Linked DNA regions of Homo sapiens: regions 1, 2, 4 and 5 are each linked to region 3. A link is a contact called in ENCODE Hi-C or POLR2A ChIA-PET data. All regions are on one chromosome and are shown on one strand. The core of a region is the stretch at or near the end of the contact, and the rest is flanking DNA. Distances in the headings are between cores, read along the strand shown.

Evidence for each region. A loop is a pair of places that touch in the nucleus more often than their neighbours do. ChIA-PET counts read pairs that join two places held with the same protein, here RNA polymerase II (POLR2A). Pooled maps may share reads with other maps.
Region 1: a map of CD8-positive, alpha-beta T cell shows a loop between it and region 3 (7-fold over the local background). The contact joins the promoter of CWC15 here to the promoter of CEP126 in region 3. A Hi-C loop is called at or near these places in 2 of 168 maps with a recorded cell type or tissue (CD8-positive, alpha-beta T cell and naive thymus-derived CD4-positive, alpha-beta T cell) and 9 of 50 pooled maps.
Region 2: a map of CD8-positive, alpha-beta T cell shows a loop between it and region 3 (7-fold over the local background). The contact joins the promoter of JRKL here to the promoter of CEP126 in region 3. A Hi-C loop is called at or near these places in 1 of 168 maps with a recorded cell type or tissue (CD8-positive, alpha-beta T cell) and 4 of 50 pooled maps. POLR2A ChIA-PET finds 5 or more read pairs at or near these places in 1 of 52 experiments (OCI-LY7).
Region 4: a loop to region 3 is called in a map of B cell, with 18 times the contacts of the local background. The contact joins the enhancer-like site here to the promoter of CEP126 in region 3. A Hi-C loop is called at or near these places in 1 of 168 maps with a recorded cell type or tissue (B cell). POLR2A ChIA-PET finds 5 or more read pairs at or near these places in 1 of 52 experiments (T-cell).
Region 5: a map of endothelial cell of umbilical vein shows a loop between it and region 3 (23-fold over the local background). The contact joins the promoter of FAM76B here to the promoter of CEP126 in region 3. A Hi-C loop is called at or near these places in 2 of 168 maps with a recorded cell type or tissue (CD8-positive, alpha-beta T cell and endothelial cell of umbilical vein) and 6 of 50 pooled maps.

What each region holds. Positions count from the first base shown.
Region 1 is chr11:94,971,735-94,975,489 of GRCh38, reverse strand. CWC15 (CWC15 spliceosome associated protein) reads left to right here and starts at 1,934. Exons shown (of 7, transcript NM_016403.4): 1 at 1,934-1,992; 2 at 3,297-3,435. The coding sequence starts at 3,305. KDM4D (lysine demethylase 4D) reads right to left here and starts at 1,781. Exons shown (of 3, transcript NM_018039.3): 1 at 1,422-1,781. RefSeq lists enhancers at 1,528-1,677, 1,998-2,167, 1,882-2,657.
Region 2 is chr11:96,388,763-96,392,809 of GRCh38, reverse strand. JRKL (JRK like) reads right to left here and starts at 2,797. Exons shown (of 2, transcript NM_001261833.2): 1 at 2,737-2,797; 2 at 1-2,327. The coding sequence starts at 2,160. The coding sequence ends at 586. CCDC82 (coiled-coil domain containing 82) reads left to right here and starts at 2,898. Exons shown (of 10, transcript NM_024725.4): 1 at 2,898-2,966. RefSeq lists a silencer at 2,725-2,984.
Region 3 is chr11:101,913,655-101,917,817 of GRCh38, reverse strand. CEP126 (centrosomal protein 126) reads right to left here and starts at 2,808. Exons shown (of 11, transcript NM_020802.4): 1 at 2,406-2,808. The coding sequence starts at 2,533. It overlaps ANGPTL5 (angiopoietin like 5), which reads left to right and starts at 1,296. Exons shown (of 9, transcript NM_178127.5): 1 at 1,296-1,799. RefSeq lists an enhancer at 2,790-2,889.
Region 4 is chr11:96,185,233-96,189,329 of GRCh38, reverse strand. All of the region lies in intron 1 of MAML2 (mastermind like transcriptional coactivator 2), which reads left to right. Among named protein-coding and RNA genes, the nearest start is that of MIR1260B, 150 kb to the left of the region's middle. RefSeq lists an enhancer at 1,411-1,470. Within about 2 kb of position 1,394, at least 12 of the 41 ENCODE cell types and tissues checked have a DNase peak (open chromatin) inside an H3K27ac peak, as active enhancers do.
Region 5 is chr11:95,788,031-95,791,949 of GRCh38, reverse strand. FAM76B (family with sequence similarity 76 member B) reads left to right here and starts at 2,168. Exons shown (of 10, transcript NM_144664.5): 1 at 2,168-2,558; 2 at 3,387-3,451. The coding sequence starts at 2,472. It overlaps CEP57 (centrosomal protein 57), which reads right to left and starts at 1,452. Exons shown (of 11, transcript NM_014679.5): 1 at 1,207-1,452. The coding sequence starts at 1,251. RefSeq lists enhancers at 544-1,207, 1,171-1,640 and a silencer at 2,141-2,560.

The DNA of each region.
Region 1 (3,755 bases), core at 685-3,184, 6.9 Mb after region 3:
CGCCCATTTTACACGTGAGGAAACTGAAAGCACAGAAAGGGAAAATGACTTGCCTAAGGTTATAGAGCTAGGAAAGGGCAGAACTGGAATTTAGAACAAAAATGGGCAGGCTGAAGATCCTTTTCTCTTAATGACCTTCGCATGCTGTCTCCTGAGAGACATGGAAATAAAAAATGAATAGAATAGACTCTGGTAATGTTTAGTGGTATGAAAAATGAAACAGGGTGATGTGATGGTGTACAAACACAAGTGTTGGAGGGGTGGGGGTAGGAAAACCTCACTGTGATACCTGAGACATGAAGGATGGTGATACAGTTACTTTGGGGCACAGGCAACAGAGAAAAGCTAGTGCAAAGGCCCTAAAATAGAAGGAATCTTGCCCTGTTTTATAAAACAGAAATGCCCACTTGGCTGTGTCTAGAGCTTAGTGCGTAAGCGAGTGACTGATTGGAAGTGAAGTCTGGAAGGTAGGCAGGAACCAGACTCCGTGGGGTCTCAGGTCACATTAAGAAATGTGATTTTTATTCTAAGTGCAGTGAAATTGTACACAGGATAGTAACACCATTTTATTAATTTTAAAAGATCACTCTCTTGGCTATATGCAACACTGACTGTAGGATAAAAGATGACGCAGGAAGATATAATAGGAAGCAATTACAATCCAGGTAGGAGATGGTGTTGGCAAAGGCAAGGGTAGTGGCAGTAGAATAAAATTGCGGGTGAGTTTTAAAAGTAGAATTGTTAAGACCTGTAAATGAACCGTATGTGAAGAGTGAATGAAAAGGAATTTAAGTAGGCACTCCGGGATTTTGGTTTGAGTAACTAGCATGATGATCGCGTCTTTTAGTGAGACTTGTTAAGACTGGAGGAGGGATACCTTCGGTAAGAAAAATCAGGATTTTCATCTTGAACTCTATGACTGAAAGGGCTTTTTCTGCTTTTCTTTCTTCATTAAAAAGTTGCAAAGAATTTAGGGGTAAGAAAGCATTTAAATATTCAATTTTGTGAGTTCCTTACATTTTAAACTAAGTTGGGGAAGTTGAATTTTCATTTGTTTAACAAATATTAATTGAGCAGCTACTATACGTCAAGGTCTATGTGATGAGATACCAAGATGAGCTAAACAACCAAGATCTCTATTCTCAGAATTTGTTTTTATGGAAGGGAGGAGAGACGACTGGTAGGTTTTTGGTTTTCGGGTTTTCTACTTTTCGTTGTCTTATTAAAACTTAACACTTAAGTAGCCATCTTAATAATTACATCTTGTGCTCCTGGTAGTTGGGCCCACCATTGTAAACGCTCTCGTAAATACTGACATCTCCCCTCCCACTAAAACTAACGTTTTTTAAATAAGAAATTTTAGCAAACATTACGAATACAACCTTTGCTTTGAAGTGTTAATATTTTTGCAGGAATGGTACCTTTGTAAAGATCGTGGTTGCCCCGTACATATTTGTTCTTTCTTCATATCCAATTAAATGAAAACACTAGTTTTTCCGAAGCCCAACTCTCTAGGTTTGTTGGTTCTAGCTCAGGAGAAAGGATGGAAGCAGGAGTCGTTGGATTTAAACAGTTTGGTGTAATCCTTTTCCACGCTCTCTCCCGCTAGCCGGGGACGTGGTGTCGGCTACCCGGGGCTTTCCGTCCACGCAGTACCGGAATGAAGGAGTCTGGGAGGGGGTCGGGGACGGAAAAGACGGAAGAGACATTAAGTAATTGGTTCTTGAAGGTATAAAATGAGGTTTAGGGTCTACTCTAAGGCACTGATTTCAAACGCCCGCCCCCTGGGCCGCTTCGGCCCCGCCCCTTAGTGCCGTTACGCCGACTTCCACTTCGGCCACTGCGGATTGGTCGTTGCTTCCGCCCCCGAAGCGCTTGGATTTTGCTTCCGGGTCGTAGGCGCTAGCTCTGGGCGCAGAGGTTTCTGGGAGCCAAGAGTGGTAATGGCGTCTGTATGATCTTCGGAGCCTGCTGCATCGGACCTCGGCCAGTGTGAGCGGCAAGAGGATAGGAGATTATCTTTCTTATCGCGATGGGACGGGAAAGGGCAGTTGGGGTCGGAGTCGGCGGCAGAGTGCAGAGCGCGGGCGGTGGAGGCCCTGGAGCAGCGGGCTAGGGGCGGAACCGAGTGCCTGTCAGGCGCGTCTGGAGCTCTTGGGCCCGCCGAGGAGATCGCAGCGTACAGGCAGCTCGCCTACTGCGTAAAGCGAACCCCAGGTCCTCCCTTCACTACCCTTCGCACCCCTGCAGTGCTGGGCACGGGTGAAGAGGCAGCGAGTTTCTGGTTATAGCCAAAGACTAGCTCACGGGAGGCCGGAGTGATAATTCCGTGGGTGTGTGGGAAGGGGCGGCGCCCCCAGCGCCAGATAACCCTGTTTTCTTCTTTGTATACATGTCTCTACCCTTTTTGAAAGTTGAGAGAATTAGCATCGCCCCCCCCCCAAAAAATCCTCCCAATTCGCCCACCCTCCCCACACACTTGCTTTTCCGACACTAACAGGGTTTTAGTGACTGCATCTGCTGCACAGTATTCTTGTGACTGCTCCAAGCAGAAAGTAACTTGAGGAATGAGTCCCTGATTTTTGGCATCAGAATCCTCTGGGGGTGAGGTTCCTGTTTTTTTTGAACAGGCCTTAAATTATAACCCACAAACGATCTAATTTATAGTATGATGCCTGTTGTAGGAGAAAATTGGCTCAACAAACGGTTGTTTAAGAATTTTTTTCTGTGTAACTGTCATTGAAGTTTAACACACTTTTCTCTGGGACATTTAGTAACTTTGTCAGTGATATTTTTTGTTTGTTTTTAGCTTTTGTTTCTACTAGCCTATTTGCTATTGTGTGAAGTTTAGATAAAATGCAAACCTTACAGAGTCTGGTAGAGTAAGGTTGAGTTGGAAATTTTTAAAACTCAGTCATGGCAGTACTGTATTTTACTAGGGTTTTGACATGTCAAGTGTCATAATTCTTATAATCTATGAGGAATATCTCCATTCCACAGATGACAAAGTTAAGCCAGGTGACTTGCTCAAGCCCATATAGTCAGAAGGAGAATAGGGATGCAAACTCAGATCTTCATGACAGAATTTTTTGTACTAAGGCAAGCCTGAGAAGCCATATTCCTTGTACAGCCTAAGCCTCATAATTTGTTTTCTTGAAAACTTTTGTTTAAGAAGATTAAGCAGGTTTTGGGGAATGAGTTTTAGAACTTATTTTACCAGTATGGATATTGATTAATACTCTATAAAATGAGTGTTTGTAATGTTGGAAATAACTTGATTATATTTTTCTTCAAAGCATAAAAGATGACAACAGCAGCCAGGCCAACCTTTGAACCTGCCAGAGGTGGAAGGGGAAAAGGAGAAGGTGATTTGAGCCAACTTTCAAAGCAGTATTCAAGCAGAGACCTACCCTCTCATACAAAGATAAAATACAGGTAGTAAGACTTTCTTTTTTTATTGTTCACAAAACAAGACCAGATCTGTTAAATGGCATGGTCATGATATAGTAGTATGTTTGAGTTATGTCACTTATCTATTTTCATAGGAATAGAATGCAATAGGATGTTTAACACTAAAATTCTGCTGTGATTTTAAAATGTGAAATTCCTACTAACCAGGAATTTTCATATGTAGATAGAACAATAAATAATAGAAATAATAATGCCTCAGAGTATGCACTATGAGCACCAGTCAGTATATTAAAAGTATTACTGTTAAGTTCTGAGTTGATATAATCCTAATAAAAATTAAAGAC
Region 2 (4,047 bases), core at 1,548-4,047, 5.5 Mb after region 3:
ATTTCCAGAATAATCTCCCCCTCTTGCAACCCACACAAATGTAAGAGAATGAAGGCATAATTTCTATAATTCATAATTATTTCCCCATTATTGAATTTCATTTTTGAATTATTATAAATCATCCTGAAATCTAATAATATAAATCTTTCTCATCCTATCAGTCTATTAAAATATACAAAACATCATTTAAGATGGTTAACACAAGAAAAGATAACTATGGCAGCCTTCATAAATCAAGCAAAAGATTTCAGAAAAGTGCTTCAGTCTGTTCAGTTATCTCTAACTTTCACTAGAAAATTAAGGGAATGCCACTGTTACAGAAGGTATAATTGCAGATTCTAAAAAGTGAATACATGTGTACATGTAATTTATATCTATTCAGTATCATCTTCTGATTATCTGTACAAATAAAAGGACAAAAGACACAGATGATGAAAACACATAATCCTCAAACCACTTCAGATACATTTTGTGCCTGTATTTCACAGGACCAAGTCTGAGAATTCAGAACACAAAGAAAATTAAGCCATATTGCAAAGAGTTTGTCACAAACACAATGAGCAGAACAATAAAATTGAAATGACATTATTGACTTGACTTTGTCATCTTCTGTTTATTTCTGATGGTGGCTCGAAGTTTACGTATTACCAGTCTATCAGGTAGAATCATATCACCTTGTTGTTCTAGATAATCCAATAAATTTTCAGTCCACTGGAGGGCAGCTGCATGATTAATATGTTTCTCTGGAATTAGTTCTATTTCCTCCTCCTCATTTTCACTGGATTCATCTGCCTGGCCTTGTGCTCTTCTGATGATTTCGCTATCAGTTAACACTTCATAGCCTGGTTCAGTACTGTCTACTTCAAGCCATTTTTCAAGGTTCTCAGTAGTCACATTTTCCAATCCTTTGGTGTGTTGTAAAATGGCAGCCACAGTAGCCACAGAAATATCTTCAACATCAAAGTCCAGGCTCTCTTTCTCCTCTACCATAGGGAGAATCTTCTTCCATGCTCTGCTAATGGTAACTGGTTTTACTAAGTTCCATGCCATTGCTATTTCATAAAGTGCATCCAACAGAGTTAGCTTCTTCCAGAATGATTTCAGGTCATTACCTTCTTCCAAGTTGTTCTGGAGAAGACCTGCACGATAATTTCTCTTCATCGTTGCTATGACTCCCTGATCTGAAGGCTGAATCAATGAGGCCACATTAGGTGGTAAATATTTAGCAAATATTTGGCCATCATCTGACCTTAGGACATTTTCATTTGGATGTGTTGGTGAATTATCCAACAAGAGCACAGCCTTTTCCTGCAAGCCTTTAGATCTTAAATACTCTCGAACTTGCGGCACAAAAATTTTATCAAACCATTGTCGGAAAATGGAAAGATCCATCCATGCACCTTTTTGGCTGAAATAAGAGACTGGCAGGTTTAAGGTGTCAGTTGATTTAAAGGAGCGAGGTTTCTTTGCTTTCCCCACAACACAAAGTTTAAGTTTGTGTAAACCTGTTGCATTGGCACAACACATGATTGTGACTCTTTCTTCAATTGATTTGTGCCCAGGGACAGTGCATTTACCTTTGATTACTGAAATCCTAGAAGGCAAGCACTTCCAAAAGAGTCCAGTTTCATCTGCATTGTAGATTTGTTCAGGCTGTAAATTCTCTCGTTCAATAAAATCTCGAAAGTTATTACAAAAATCTTCCACCGCAGTCTCATCTCCATTTAATCTTTCATTTCTAATGTTAATCTCTCTAATGCTGTGCCGCTGCTTAAAACGAGTTAGCCAACCGGCAGAGGGGTTAAAATCACCATCCATTCCCAAAGCATAAAAGAAGAACTCTGCCCTTTTTGCACAAATTGGTCCAGATATGGGATTCCCTTTTGCTCTTTGCTGGTTGAACCATTCCAGCATTGCCCTGTCCAATTCCTCATACATGGATGGCTTCATAGATTTCCTCTTGGCCAAAAGACTTGTGGAATCAGAACTGCTTGCATAAGTTATAATCTTTTCCTTATTTTTTCTTATATCCCGAACTGTTGTTTCACCAATTCCATAAATCACTGCCAGTTGTTTGGAAGAACCTCCGTCTTCAAGTTTCTTTATTATATCAAGCTTATCTTTAATAGTCAACACCACACGCTTCCGTTTCCCTGACATAGCGAGGTTCTGGGACTCACCCCACACTCACAATGTAGCAATCCACAAAATCCTTCCTTCTCTTACACAGGCTCACTTCAACAGTCTTAACACACTCAGTCTTTCATCCTTACCAGCAACCTGGTGGCCCTGATCCCCTCCCGGGCTGGGGTTGGCTGGCAAATAGACTGCAGAAGAAGGTGAAAGAGGAGGAAGTTTGAGAGAACAGGCCTTTCTTTAACTTATACGGGCAGTAGCGGAGGCCCCATGTCACCGCGGATAATCCGGATTAAAAGCATGTGTTTTATTACCCCAGCAGCCGTGAGAAAGACTATACCCCCATTGTGGCCACGAACCTCCTGCACGTCCAGATCCCGGGTAACCGCGCGTCACTAACCCCTGCCACACCCCAAAGTTACGACAGAGAGCCGAAGAGCCTAGGAGTCAAGGACTGGCACCCTTCCTCAGGGGAACGGATATATTAGATTCCTTCCCCAGCAGCAGGGCCCTCCCGCCGCGCAGCCCCAGTTTCCCGCGCCAGCTTTAGCCGGGACAGTCCTCCCAGTCCCTCAAAACCCGCCAGGCCCCTCTCCCCACCTCTCTTGCAACCAGGACCCGCACAGCTCCCTGACTATCGCGCGGCAGTCGCTCCGCCCCTAGCCACGCTCCCGGAAGATGATCCCTCCCGCCGCCTGGCCCCACCCCTCGCCCCACCCAGAGGCGGGACTTCCCTTGGTCCCCGGAAGGGGGGGAGGAGCATCGCTTGTCCTGAGCTGGTTGCCGGGGCAGGGGCGGAGGCGGAGGCAGAGGTGGAGGCGCTTTGAAAGGTGAGAGCGCGAGGGCGGTGCGGGGCTGTCTCCCGGCTGGGACTCGCTCGCGCTCCCGGTGCTAATGGTTTATGAGAGGGGCGGGGGAAGCCGTGCCTCCTCGCGGACTAAGAGAAAAATTCCCGCGGGCGCTCTTTGGGTGGGCCGGAGAACGCCCCTCAGCCCTTTGCGCCTCTAACCCTCCTCAGCTGAGCTGCAGTGGGCGCGGTGCCCGTTATTTCCGCCTTGGGGAGGTGCTTGGAACTGATGTAGGGAGCTCGGTTGGTGATTTCTCGGGTTTCTGGCCTTTCCAGACCCTTGTAATTGTTTTCTCGGTGCAGAGCTCTTTTGGGGTCTGGGGGTTTCCGTCGTCCTGCGCGCGTCATCGCGAAGCTTGGCCTGAGGGTCCGGTTTCCTAGCTACTGTGCCCCTCCCTCCTGGAGGCAGAGTGACGGACTAGTGGGCTAGCGGGCGCTGGGTTCCTGCGTCCCGCCAAAGAGGTTTGTAATCATGAAAGTCACCCTTCCGGGTGTTAATTCCTGAGAGGATCTATTCCACTGTCTACCACTCATTCCTGCTGCATTAACCTTCATTGTTAACGGATTTTAATGAATAATATAGTTATCCCGGATACCATGCTGGCAGGATCCACTTTGCGAAATTGTGGACTGTTGGACTGTGATTCTAAGTGGGGGAAATAGGCTTTCCTCTCTTTATGTTTATTTTCTTATATCCTATTTCTGTCATGTTCTGTCTTGTTTTCCTGCCAATAGAAGAACTATGATAAATTTATTCATAGCAGTGTGATAAGAACTTGATCTTAATCATACACTGTAGCCCTCAAATCGTGTATTATGCTGGCTTGTTTTTGGTGTCCCTAGTAATTTCATCAGATTGTGAGCTCCTTGGGAGCAGAGACCATGTTTATTTGAAATGGTGGCAGCACAGTTCCTAGCAGGTGCTTGCATTTTGGTAGATATTCAATAATTATTTTTCGGCTTATTAATCTTTGCTCTCCAAACTGCCATATAAAAGAAAACATCGAAGAGGAGTGATGTTTTACACCCAAGAATGGATCCCTCCTGGTAGAATTTCAAATAAT
Region 3 (4,163 bases), core at 1,559-4,058:
TGAGTGGCTGAGGCAGAATGATTGGGGTACAAATAGCCAAAGATGTTGGTGAGAGAAAGTTCAAATAGTTAAGAATAGGGTATAAACTGGAGAGGAAAGGAGAGGCAAGGTGGGTGCTAGGATAAAATGGGAGGGTTGAAGGGTAGAGATATTTATGAGGAAAAAAAGGCAGGTATAAGGGGACATGAGAGACCTTCCTTTTTTTTTTTTTTTTAAATTCCATTTCTATTTGAACTCTCAAAAGAGAAAAAGAGATTGAAATGACAGAACTTTAGCTAATTTTAATTAAATAAACTTCATAAGGTTTTGTTGTTTTATAACCTTTAGAGTCAGAAAATTCTGACTCCAGTGAGAAAATGTCTTCAACAGAAAGCCAGATGGCCTCTGAGTATCATGTTCATATTTGAAATTGAAATGTAAATGTTACCACATACTTGCTTATTTTAAGGCTGTGGTCCTTTCATTTGCTTTCTTTCCTTTTTTTCATTTAGTCATGTAAATTTGAGCACCTACTCTGTGCTAGGTATCCAATGGGAAACATTATAGACACAAAGAACATTCCAATTAAACTTATATAAAAGGTACTTTAGTGTTTTTCCAGCTAGCAAACATAATGTTCTTGATTTAGTGTTATAATCTTTATTATGTTCAAAAATAATTCCTCTGTTCCAATTTAAATATATATTATCTAAACATATATATACACACATATGCAAACTAGCAAAAATATATATAAACCAGCACACACACACACACACACACACACACACACACACACACACACACACATTGTTGGATTTTATCAAAGTCTATTGGTCATCTATTAAAATGTTCATTTATAACTTGCCTAATTTTAACTATATATTTAGCCTTTAAGGATCTTTTTTAGTGTTGTATTTCTTTATAGGAAATGTCATTCTAATTCTGGAATAGAGTCTATTTGGTTGTGTTCATTCAAAGTATTGCTGGATTCTATTTATGAATATTTTCTTTGGCATTTGTATCAAAAATTTATACCACATAAAATTTAAAAAATGAGGCCTACAACCATTTTATTAATGAAAATAACAGAAAATACACTCTCAATGAGCCATTTACAATACTTCCCTATTTTCTGATTTAGAGATAAATCAGGGTCGTGTAATAGCAGTTGTGTCCAAGAAAATATAATGTCAAGAGGCCAGAATTAAATCCATACAGAAAATGATTGTGTTCATTTCAGAGTAACCTTTAAGAGGGCAATTTTGGGGAGCAGCAAGGGCAAAAGCCAAACTGAATGGGGTTAATAATGAATAGATGAGAGGAACTAGAAGCAGCTATTGCAAGCTACCATTTTGAGAACCTGCCCAAAGAAAGAAAAGACTGAAGGGATGGAAGATTGCAGAAAGCATGATCGGAGAAGAGATATTTTACTTTTAGTGAAGCTCTATACACATTTGTCTTCCTCACTAGATTTGTATCCCTAGAACCTAGAACAGAGTCAGCCAAAGAGCAGGCACTCAATACAAATTGTTGACTTGCTGCTAAAATTGTAACAGAGTACAAAGAACATCCTAGAAATTGGAGACAAAGGGGATAAGAAAACAGAGTTAACTTGGAAAGAGAAGACACTCATCTCTGACAAGACTGAAGATGATTACACAACACCATCATTGCCAACCAAGTCCTTTGGGAATACAAAGGTTAAATCCTAATCATCACAACAGTCTCTAAAGGAATAAACCTGATTTACAGATTTTGATAACAAAATACTTCTCCTCTTTCCATTTTCTACAATGCAACCAACAGCAACATCAAAGGTAGGCTTAACCAACTCTTCGAGAAAAGTCAGAGTTAATCCAGATTGTAAAGCGTCCAGGTCCCCTGTTTCTCATTTCCTCTTTTCTGTCGCTCTGACAACAGACTGGGCAGAGATGGAAAACAAAACAACTTACCAAACTGTGTAGCCTTTAGCAGCTCTGGTAAATGCATTTAGGGCTGTGTTAGGATAACTGTTAAAACGGACTCTTTAGGATAGCAAAACATTTTACTTATTTGTGTAATTTCTCTCTCCAAGTAGTACGATAAATCAGGAAGTAGTTAATATGTAAGTAAAGAACATAATGGCATAAAAATATCCCCACAGAATACACAGTTGATGTGTTTTAAAATTCACAAAAATTTTACAAAGTTGAAGAATGGGAGTAGGATAACAGGGTGATGGGGGGAAGCAGCCACAGAATTAGATAAAATGGTATAATTTCAGGTCTAAGGTGAGACACGACAGTTGCTAAAGGAAATATCTGCACTAAGATGACTTGCTAGTTTTGATCACCCTGCGTCAAAGGTAATGGGAATCTAATTGGAAAAAGATGGGCCCCGTTTTCAACATCGCTACCCTGGCAGCCACAGGCTGGGAAGGATACAGGTAAGAGCCAGGTCGGTGATGCCCGCCGCTCTCCCGAGGGCCGAGGGGGGCTCTGTCGAGGTTGTCCGATGATTCAGTGCCCAGTTCCCCGACCGCGCTCCGGGTTCCGGGCCTCCCCGCCAGCATCCTTCACTTCAGCGCCGCCTGTCTGCTCGCCCCCAGAACCTCCCTCATGGCAGCTCCGGCTTCCTCCTCCTCCTGCTCGGCCCCTCCCTACACTCCGTCTCTCAGGCCCCGCGTCACGGGCGCGGAAGGGTTGGCCTCGACAGCCCTAGCTCCCGCGCAGCGGCACTGGTGCCTGTAGCGGCGATGGCAGCTGAGGCAGCGGCGACCTCGCCGGGCAATAGCAGATGGGGCGGCAGCAACCCTGCAGCCGCCATCTTGACAACAACCGACGGCGCGTCCTTGACAACGGAAACCTGGGAGGAGCTACAGGTCGGGGCGGGACGATGTGCCCGAAGCAGCCAATCGCAGGCTCCGGCGGCCCCTCCAGCTTCGAGCGGCGGGTGGCAACCCAAGCATCCCTAGGGACCCGGGTTGTTGCGCGAGGGGTGAGCTGAGTGTTGTTTTAGAGCCTGATGCAGTTCTGCCTCCCTTTTTATGAGAGTGTTTTTGTGGCAGTACCGACAGTGACGAAAGACAGATGTAAAATCCTCAGATACAGGCAATTGCCACCGGGAGGAGTCTGCAGTGATTGTCTGGGGGACAATTTGGAGTTGAATTTGTTAAACTACTGAATCCTGTTGTGAGATTTTGAGTTGTGAGTCTTTCTGTGGCATCATCATCCCCAAACACCGTCTCTTTAAAATGTCTTTGTGAAGTGGAAATTTTCCTTCCCTGCATTCTCTCATCCACTCGGTAATGCTTCTGGCATTCCCTCTGCAGTCGTCTTCCTTGCCTTTGCCCTACTTAGAAGGTCTACATTTCAAAGCCTCCTAATGGTTCTCGCATTGCTGCCAGATTCTGGAAATGGACCATCACAGCAAAACTAGCAATCTCTTGGGAAGATATGCCAAAAGAGATCATCGCATTGAAATGGTTTTGGGAAGTATGGAAAATTAAATGGATTTTTGAGACACTAGTTTATTGGCTATGCAAGTGACAGTTTTGAAAAAGGCTGAATCTTATTGTTGGAGCCTAATGTAAATGCATATATAAATTCTGACTGTATTTCAGTCAGTGTTTTCTTGGAAAAATTCCCAGATTGGAAGCAGAAAGTACAGACCAAATAAAGATTATTCACCCACCATTCAAATGTCTCTGCCTTTGTGAATTAATTTGTTCATTTTAAGATTTCAAATAATAAACTTTTCCAGTTGAAACTGTTTAAAACAATCTTTGCAAACTTGGTTGCAATGACTCAAATTGGAATGTACACTGGCGACAGATTTTAAAGTGCCACAACAAATCCAGTTTCGATTTAAGACACAAAACACATGAACTCTCCTTCAGAAGCATACCAACAGGATAAAATATACAATTCTGACATGAAAAGCTAAATGTATACAACTGGACACTTGGCTATCTTGGCAAGTTTTTAATTGGCCTAGCCACAGGCAATGGCCTTGATTCTATTCCCACTGCTGTCATCACACGTTTGTCTCCCCATGGGTGATCTGAGTAAAGTAGGGCAGTGCAAAGTACAGATGAATATGAGAATATTAGAGTTGCTATTTGGAATATTTAGGCATGGTTAGCTTTCCAGAAGTCCAGCTTTTGCTATATTATTAGTTTGCGATCTCGTAAGTCCTAGGCA
Region 4 (4,097 bases), core at 145-2,644, 5.7 Mb after region 3:
AGTAAATTATAAGCACGAAACTTGTGCCATACAAAATGGCTACTTGTTTAAAAAATTGTTCAGAGAAGTCAGATTAGGTCCTATTGGCTATAATTGGATAATGGAAATCCATTTTATATGCATTACCAAACTCTCATCAAATCATACCTCAAGGCACCAAGAGGCAAATCACCTCTTGTATTAAACTAGATATGGCCGGTGAATAATGGGTGCAGAGGTGGTCATTTCCATGAGTGGAACCAGATATAGAAAAAAAAAAACAAAACAGTTTCTAGCATTGAGCTAGAAGCTTCTCTTTACTAATAAGATGTGACTGAATTCCAGGAATATTTGTTCAGTTAAAAGAGTAATGGTTTCTCCTCAGTGGCTCTTTGGACATTTGAAATCTTTTGCTTATTTGTTTAGCAGAATTTTTTTTTTAATGTTGAACAAATGCACAGCAGCTTTGGTGGTGCTCTGACCAGCCCCATAGAATGCTGCCTCAAAAGTTTTTCCTGTGACACTTCCTTTCAGAGATGTTTCACATGTGCTTTTTTCCTTCTGCCCACACTCTGTGTTCACCACCAACTTTCCATTGTCAGTCCCCTCCCACACACAATTTCACTCTCTCATACACTCCCTGAATCTTACAGCAGCTCAAACTACCACTCACGTTTTCATTACATTATGGGAAAGGAAAAAAAAAAACTGACTTCCTCAAAAAGGACATAAAGTTCATTTTTTAAAGGACTTAACGTTTTCAAAAAGATTTTCTTTTGTAAGATCTCCTCATTCCTGCCTGTTGTACTTGCCATAATAGGGACATACAGGCTTTCTCTTTGCTTGTGGGACCCCCAAGCCATTTTTCTCTGTTGACTGGTTTTCTCATCAGAAGTTCTTAATTATGAGTCAATAAAATAATACTCTACAGTCACAGCCCCAGGGAAGGGAAGGATTGCTTAAGTATCTAGGTTATTCAGGGAAGGATGGGGGTAGAGAGAGATGTGTTGGCTTTCCATTTTCTATTCAAGCAAAAGCAGTTTTAAAATCTGAAATTAGAAAGGTTATAGGAACTGCTTAAATCAGACTTTCATGTCTGTGTTATAAGCTTCCAACTTGGGAAAGCTTAAGAAAAAGAAACCTAAGGTTTCAAACATGTGCTTGTTTCAAAGCACAAACTTGGCGACTTCTCACATTGCTTTCACTAAACCTAAGAGTTCTCATACAAGTGAGGTCTGTTTTCATCACTTTCCAGCAAAGATTAAATAGCAGGGTGCTGTAGTGATGATTCTGGTTACTGAGATTTCATTGCCAAGTCAGAAACATCAGAGGGACAACTCCATTTAACCATAGGCCAAAGATACCTCTGCCACATGAAGGCCAGGCCAAATGCCAGCCGAATGAATCAGTATGCACAGTGCTGGAGTCAGAAGCAGACACCTCTTCTGGAGTGCTTAGTCCATAGACTGGAGTGAAAAATATCAGAGCAGAGGAGAAGAACAGTAATAGGTGGACATTCCTAAACACGACAGTTATTTAAAACTTTTTTTTTTTTTTTGAGACAGAGTTTCACTCTGTCGCCAGGCTGGAGTGCAGTGGCACGATCTCGGCTCACTGCAACCTCTGCCTCCCTGGTTCAAGCGATTCTCCTGCCTCAGCCTCCCGAGTAGCTGGGGTTCCAGTCACATGCCACCATGCCCAGCTAATTTTTGTATTTTTACTAGAGATGTTGGCCAAGATGGTCTCCATCTTCTGACCTTGTGATCCACCACCCTCGGCCTCCCAAAGTGCTGGCATTACAGGCGTGAGCCACCGCACCCGGCCTGTTTAAAACTTCTTACTCACTTTGGATAAATGATGCTGGGAGTTCAAGCATTTACTTCCAAGACAACCTGGGATAGGATCAGCAGTGATTCCTTAAGTGAAGCTACGTTTATACCTCAATTCTTTTGTTTATTCATTCATCTGTTTAAAATAAAATATTTCTAGAATACCTACTAAGTGTCAAGAAAATACCAAATATATTTCTTTTGGCATCTAGGTAATGAGTTAATTTGAAAGTCTGAGAAAACCAGCAATCTGGAATAACAGTGGCTTTTATTAATCATCTGCTATGTGCCACATTTTATATGTTATCTCATTTAGCTATCACACTTAGCTTCTAAAAAAGATGGGGAGAAAGTATCCAAATGAATGTGCAGAGACAACTTGATTCACAGAGGTAAGAAAGACCCCTCAGACACCCACTGAAGATACTGGGAATTTCAAATAAGGTTAAAGGTACATTACTCAGGGCACCAGGAATGTTCAAAAAATGGACCACAGTTCAGTAGCAAGGAAGCCTCTAGGCACTATTCACATTTGTTTGAGTCACAATTTTAAAATGAGTGAAACTTGTGTCTTTGAATTCAGTATCATTTACCAAATCATACTGTGCTTGTGATATTTGTGCATATGGTAGCCTCTGTGTAAAAAGCTTCTCTCTATGAGATACACTGGCTAATAGTTGTTAAGGGGCCCGGCTCTAAAGCCAGGGGCTATTGGGTTCAAACTGCCACTCTAACACTCACCTACTATGTAGCCTTGAGAAAGTGATTTCAAGCTCTCTCTATCGGTTTCTCATCTGTAAAATGAGGATAATGCTACTTCCTACATAGTGGAGTTGTGAAAATAAAATGCATGTGAGTTACTTAACATAGTAGCCAACATTCACAAAATAATTATCATTGCATCTGCCCCTCTTTTCATCACATTTTTTTTTGAGACGGATTCTCACTCTTGTTGCCCAGGCTGGAGTGCAATGGCACAATCTCAGCTCACCGCAACCTCCACCTCCCGGGTTCAAGAGATTCTCCTGTCTCAGCCTCCTGAGTAGCTGGGATTATAGGCATGCACCACCACGCTTGGCTAATTTTGTATTTTTAGTAGAGACAAGGTTTCTCCATGTTGGTCAGGCTGATCTCAAACTCCCGACCTCAGGTGATCCGCCCACCGTGGCCTCCCAAAGTGCTGGGATTACAGGCGTGAGCCACTGCACCCGGCCTTCATCCCACTTTTATAGTACACTTTTGTGTATCTGTTCTTTCTAGGGACTCAAAAAAGTACTTTGATTCTCCTGTGATTTGATAGGCAATTTGTAAAAGCTAATATTTAATTCATTTAGGAGCAAAACCTAATTATGCTTTATTGCTGTATAATTTCCTCTAGTGTGCAGGTATGTGATGCAGCTTATTAAAGTAAGAAAGTAAACTATGCTGTCTATCAGAATGGGAGAATTTGTGGGTTCTATACACTTGGGGTCCTCAAACTGTAAGGTGTAAATAAATCCTAGGTCTCGTTAAAATGCAGATTCTGACCCAGTAGGTCTGGGGAGGGGCTGGGAGTCTGTATTTGAAAGGTGCTTTCTGTTGGTACCTATGCTGTGGATCTGTGCACCACGCATTGATGCTATACATATTACATTAAACTGTGCCTCATCTGGATTGTGGCACAAGGTAAAATAGATGCAGGCTATCAAGGCTGAGAAAAATGTATAAAAACAAAGACCAGAAGACTGGAGGGCCCAAAAGAGGTGATGCATACACAAGGTTCTAAAGCCCAAGTCTGGACTCCATATGCACATTCAAATTTGAGGAACACTGAGCAGTAACATGCAAATCACCTGAGAATCTTGCTTAATCAGCTTCTCATTCAGCAGGTCTGGGGGAGAGGCTGAGAGTCAGCATTTCTTGCAAGTTCCCAGGTGATGCCAGTCTGCGGCCCACATGTTCATCTAGACCCCAAACTAGTAGCAATGTGTGTGGACAAGGCTGGGTAACAGGCATGAACAATCCTCCAGTCATGAGTAATTTCCTTGAGAGCAGTTGTTTTCTGTGGAAGACCCAGCGCTCAGCCTCCATGAACATGGTCGAGCCTCCCTGGAAAACACTGCCCTCCTATGCTAGCACCTGTGAAAACATATTGGAAACAGGCTATAAAGAGAGAAAAACCTACAGTGTGACACCTGGTCAGCCCACAGCTGTGCAACTGAGAGAAAGCAGACTGGTTTTAACACTTCACTGCTCCTTTTCTAGAAAGGCAGTTCCACCAAAGTCCTGTTATTTCTGACAACTGCGTGT
Region 5 (3,919 bases), core at 919-3,418, 6.1 Mb after region 3:
CTAGTTCCTTCCCTCACCATCCTTCTTTTTTCACGTTTTTACCTACGTTTCCAATTCACCTCATCCAGCTCTACCTCCGTATTACTTCTTCTCATTCCGAACTATCTCAAGTTTCCTAAAAGCACCTACTGTTCTAGCACATACTCCAAAATTCCCGCACTGCCTTTTTCTCCTTTCTCTACTCTTGGGACAAGCAATCACAATTCCTTCGACACGCAACTAGCTCCATCTTCCCTTCTAGGAAACCTTCTCTAGCCTACCCAAGCACTGTTAATCACTCCCCTCTAGATTATTCTACTACGGTAGCACTTCCTAAACTATACTGCGCAGTAATCACTAATTACGTGTAGTTTCTCTTCAGTGTTTTTCTCCTTCAAAGCAGGGTTTCTATTCTGTTCATTTGGACCCTAACAGTATACCAGGCATCGAACATTTGCTAACTGGAGAAATAAGAGCTCCAACATTTACTTCCTATCAAAGCTTTCCAATGCCGCGGTTTTCAAAAACCTAAGCATTCGACACTCCAATTTGAGAAATACCAGTGAATACCAGTAACTAAACTGGATGGTGACATTTGATGAGGCGAAAACAATATTTAAAATCAATTCCCCCTGTCGCCTCTCCAAAAGGGCATTTCCACATTGAAGTTCCAGTAATTCTAGGTGACAGGAAGCGCGCGTTCTGGCTACGAGCATCACACAACGAAGTTAATGTGGATGGGAGTGGGAGGCACTGCAGGGATAGGAAACAGCATAAGCAACGACTAGTAAGCGCTCGAGAGACGGCGGACTACTATTCTGCAACGTCTCTTAAACACACTGGCGCGCCTCACCTGATCTGGCGAGTTTCCTAGAGGGGCCGCTGAACCCACGTGACCAAAAGAGCTACATTTTTGCAGGCCAGGGAGTGGGCAGTTATCCCAGCCGGCCCTTGGGAATGTTAGGCAACCGGGGTTGGTTGCTACGCCAAAAGGTGAATAAGGGCTGGGGAACAGGGGCGGCCAGCCCAGTTTCACTGGGAGCCAGAGGGTGCAGCTTCGACACAGCCACAGTGAATGGAAGCTTGGGGAGCGCGGGGCAATCTAGGCATTCCCGCCGACCTCCAGAATTGCGTCAGAAGCTGGACTGACAGCGCCCTGAAACGTGAGGAAACTCAAAGAGGCGCTTAGGGCCGACGTGGGGCCCACTCGCGCCAACTGCTTCTTACCGACAAGTGAGAACCAGAAGCCGCAGAGACAGACGCCGCCGCCATCTTTCAGCCTGCCCAGGGGGTCTCCGCACTTCGGGGGCGGTCTAGGTTCTCGTGCTCTTCTCCAAGACTCGGGAGCCGCCCACCAGCGGGGACCCTAGGCTGAACCCCTGATGGAAAAGGGCAAGGGTGCTGGTGCTGGGCTTGGAAACCCCTGCAACACACCCCCTCAGGGCCGCCTACGCTCACAGCTTACACAGAAAGGGCAACACGTCCTAACGGACGTCTTTCCTAGCCAATCAAAACAGCAGACGTCTTTCTGTAGTAGGAGAGAATCCGCCTCTTCCCTGGTGACGTCACAAGGTAGCGCGTAACGGGGCCCGCTGGGGCAGACAACGCCGGGGTTACAGGCCGGCTCTGCGGGGATTCTACGGAGGGTCGGGCCTCCTCCAGTAAGAAGCGTGGGCGAGTAGTGGTGTCGCCAGTGGCAACTGAAGGGAGTAATGGAGATAAAACAAAAGCGAAGGCGAAGTTAAAGCACTCCACGAGTTCCCTCGGATTAAACGCCGGAGAGAGCGTGAATTTGCCTCGGGGACGCCTCTCCAGGTGAAGTATTTACCTTTTGGCCAATAACAAATAGGATTAGGAGGGACTTAACGATTTAGTCCAATAGAAAGCAAGGGAAAAAAAGTTGCGGCAGAGAACGAGCCTTTCGCGAACATTTGCTCAATTGGATTGGGGCGCTCTCAGCCAAACCTGGGACTGGCTGTTAGAAATAGCCGCGACCGCAGACCTTTGGGCGGGGCAGGTTCAAAGCGGATTTCGCGCGCTGAGAGCTCCGGGATGTCATTGGCCGGCGACATCCTCCCTTTGTGGGCGCTTCCTGCGTCGCGGAAGTTGGGAGTTGGGAGGAGCCATCGAATGACGCGATAGCCTTCGCAGCCAATCAGGGATGGGAAAGGGAGGCCGAGAAGGAAGCGGATCCACGGCCGCACAGCTAAACAGCAACCCCCTACCCGCTTCGTCTCCCTCCGCCGCTATCGGGGCCTAAGCGGGAGCGGCTGGCACGGCGTCACTGGGTGGGCTGGGGCGGAAGTGGAGGCGGAGGGAGACGGTGGCGTCGTCCGCGGGGCCCTGGGCTCTCGCGGCGAGGCCCTGGTGGGCGCGAGGCAGGGGGAGGGGGAGGAGGAGGAGCCCGCGGCCCGGGCGGCGGCGGCTCTCGGGTTCTCCGTAGGGCCCCGCCTCGGAGCGGGCGGCGGCGGAGGAGGAGACTGAGGAGCAGGATGGCGGCCTCGGCCCTGTACGCCTGCACCAAGTGTACCCAGCGTTATCCTTTCGAGGAGCTCTCCCAGGGCCAGCAGCTCTGCAAGGTCCGTGGGCTCCGGGAGGCGGGCGGGATGGGTGTCCTCGGCCGTAGCCGGAGGGGGCCGGGTAGCCGCTGCACTGCAGCCCCTCTTCGCCGGCGCCTCAGGGGTTTGGGAGTCTGGAGCCCTCGCCTCCCCACTCGGGGACCCCTTTTTCTGGGGGCTTGAACATTAGCTGGGAACGGACCCTGAAAGGGAGGCAGAATCGTGCCCTTTTCCAGGCGGCCCAGGAGGGTGCCGGGCCCCGTCAGCGTCTGGGGGTCTCAGGAGTGGGGTTGAGTGAGGCAGCCACCTGTCTATGCCGCAGAGACCCAGGGGTGGAGATGTTTTCATCTCGGTTTTCTGCCTGGTCTGTCCTCTTCTTCCACCAGGAGGCAGGGGACGGTTTTTGCACTTTCTTGCTAGGAACCCGAAGCCGCAAAGCTGATGGCATCCTTCTTCCCTGTCCAGGAAAGCGAAGCGACTGGTTTGGGAACAGAATGCTCTGATTTGGAGCTCCTCCCATCCCATTAAAGCCTGGATGCTGTCTGTGAGCAACGGTGCAAAATAATAAGTAGTTTCACATTTAACCAATCCTTGAAATAGGCCCTGACAGCTTTCTTAATTTGTCTGTAATATACCCCCACGTCTACTAAAGACAAAGACACCTGTGCCTTCCCTAAGGAATTATATTGTGATTGGCCACTTATATGATAAAGCATCCAGTTCTTTACGTTGGGGCCAGGTTTTATAAATGTTTTAGACTTTCACTAGGTTGGGTAAACAGTTTTCTACCAGAAAAGTGAGATTTGGGACTTTCAGAAAGATACTGACTAATGTATTGTCTTATTACAGGAATGTCGGATTGCACATCCTATTGTAAAATGTACTTACTGCAGATCAGAATTTCAACAAGAGAGGTTTGTATACTGAATAGTTTTTGACTGTTAAAGACAAGTGTTGTCTTTATGGAATACTTGGGGGTTGTAATCCCATGTTTTTATGAAAGTATTTTTAAAAAATGGTTTAGCCCCAGAAATTTTAAGTTGTAAACCTTTTATACATGGTGGGAGAGAGAATGTTGCGAAAAAAACCAGTGGTGGTTAATTTACAGTTAGACTTTATATGAGAGAAGGAATAATACTACATGGAAAATGTACAGCCTTGCTAATGAAAATGCAAATGTAAACAGTTATGTTAAACTAAAAAAAAATGGTAAAGCCTTAATGGATCTGAGGAAAGGTCTGTAGTGTTACCAACTGCCTTCCAAGGTGAAAATCTAATAATTTGTTACATAGAAGAGGAGTAGTACGTAACATTTTTAACAGTTCCACTCTGAGAGTATATACAGAAAGTAGCCTCAGAAAAGAACAAATAATTTCTTCATA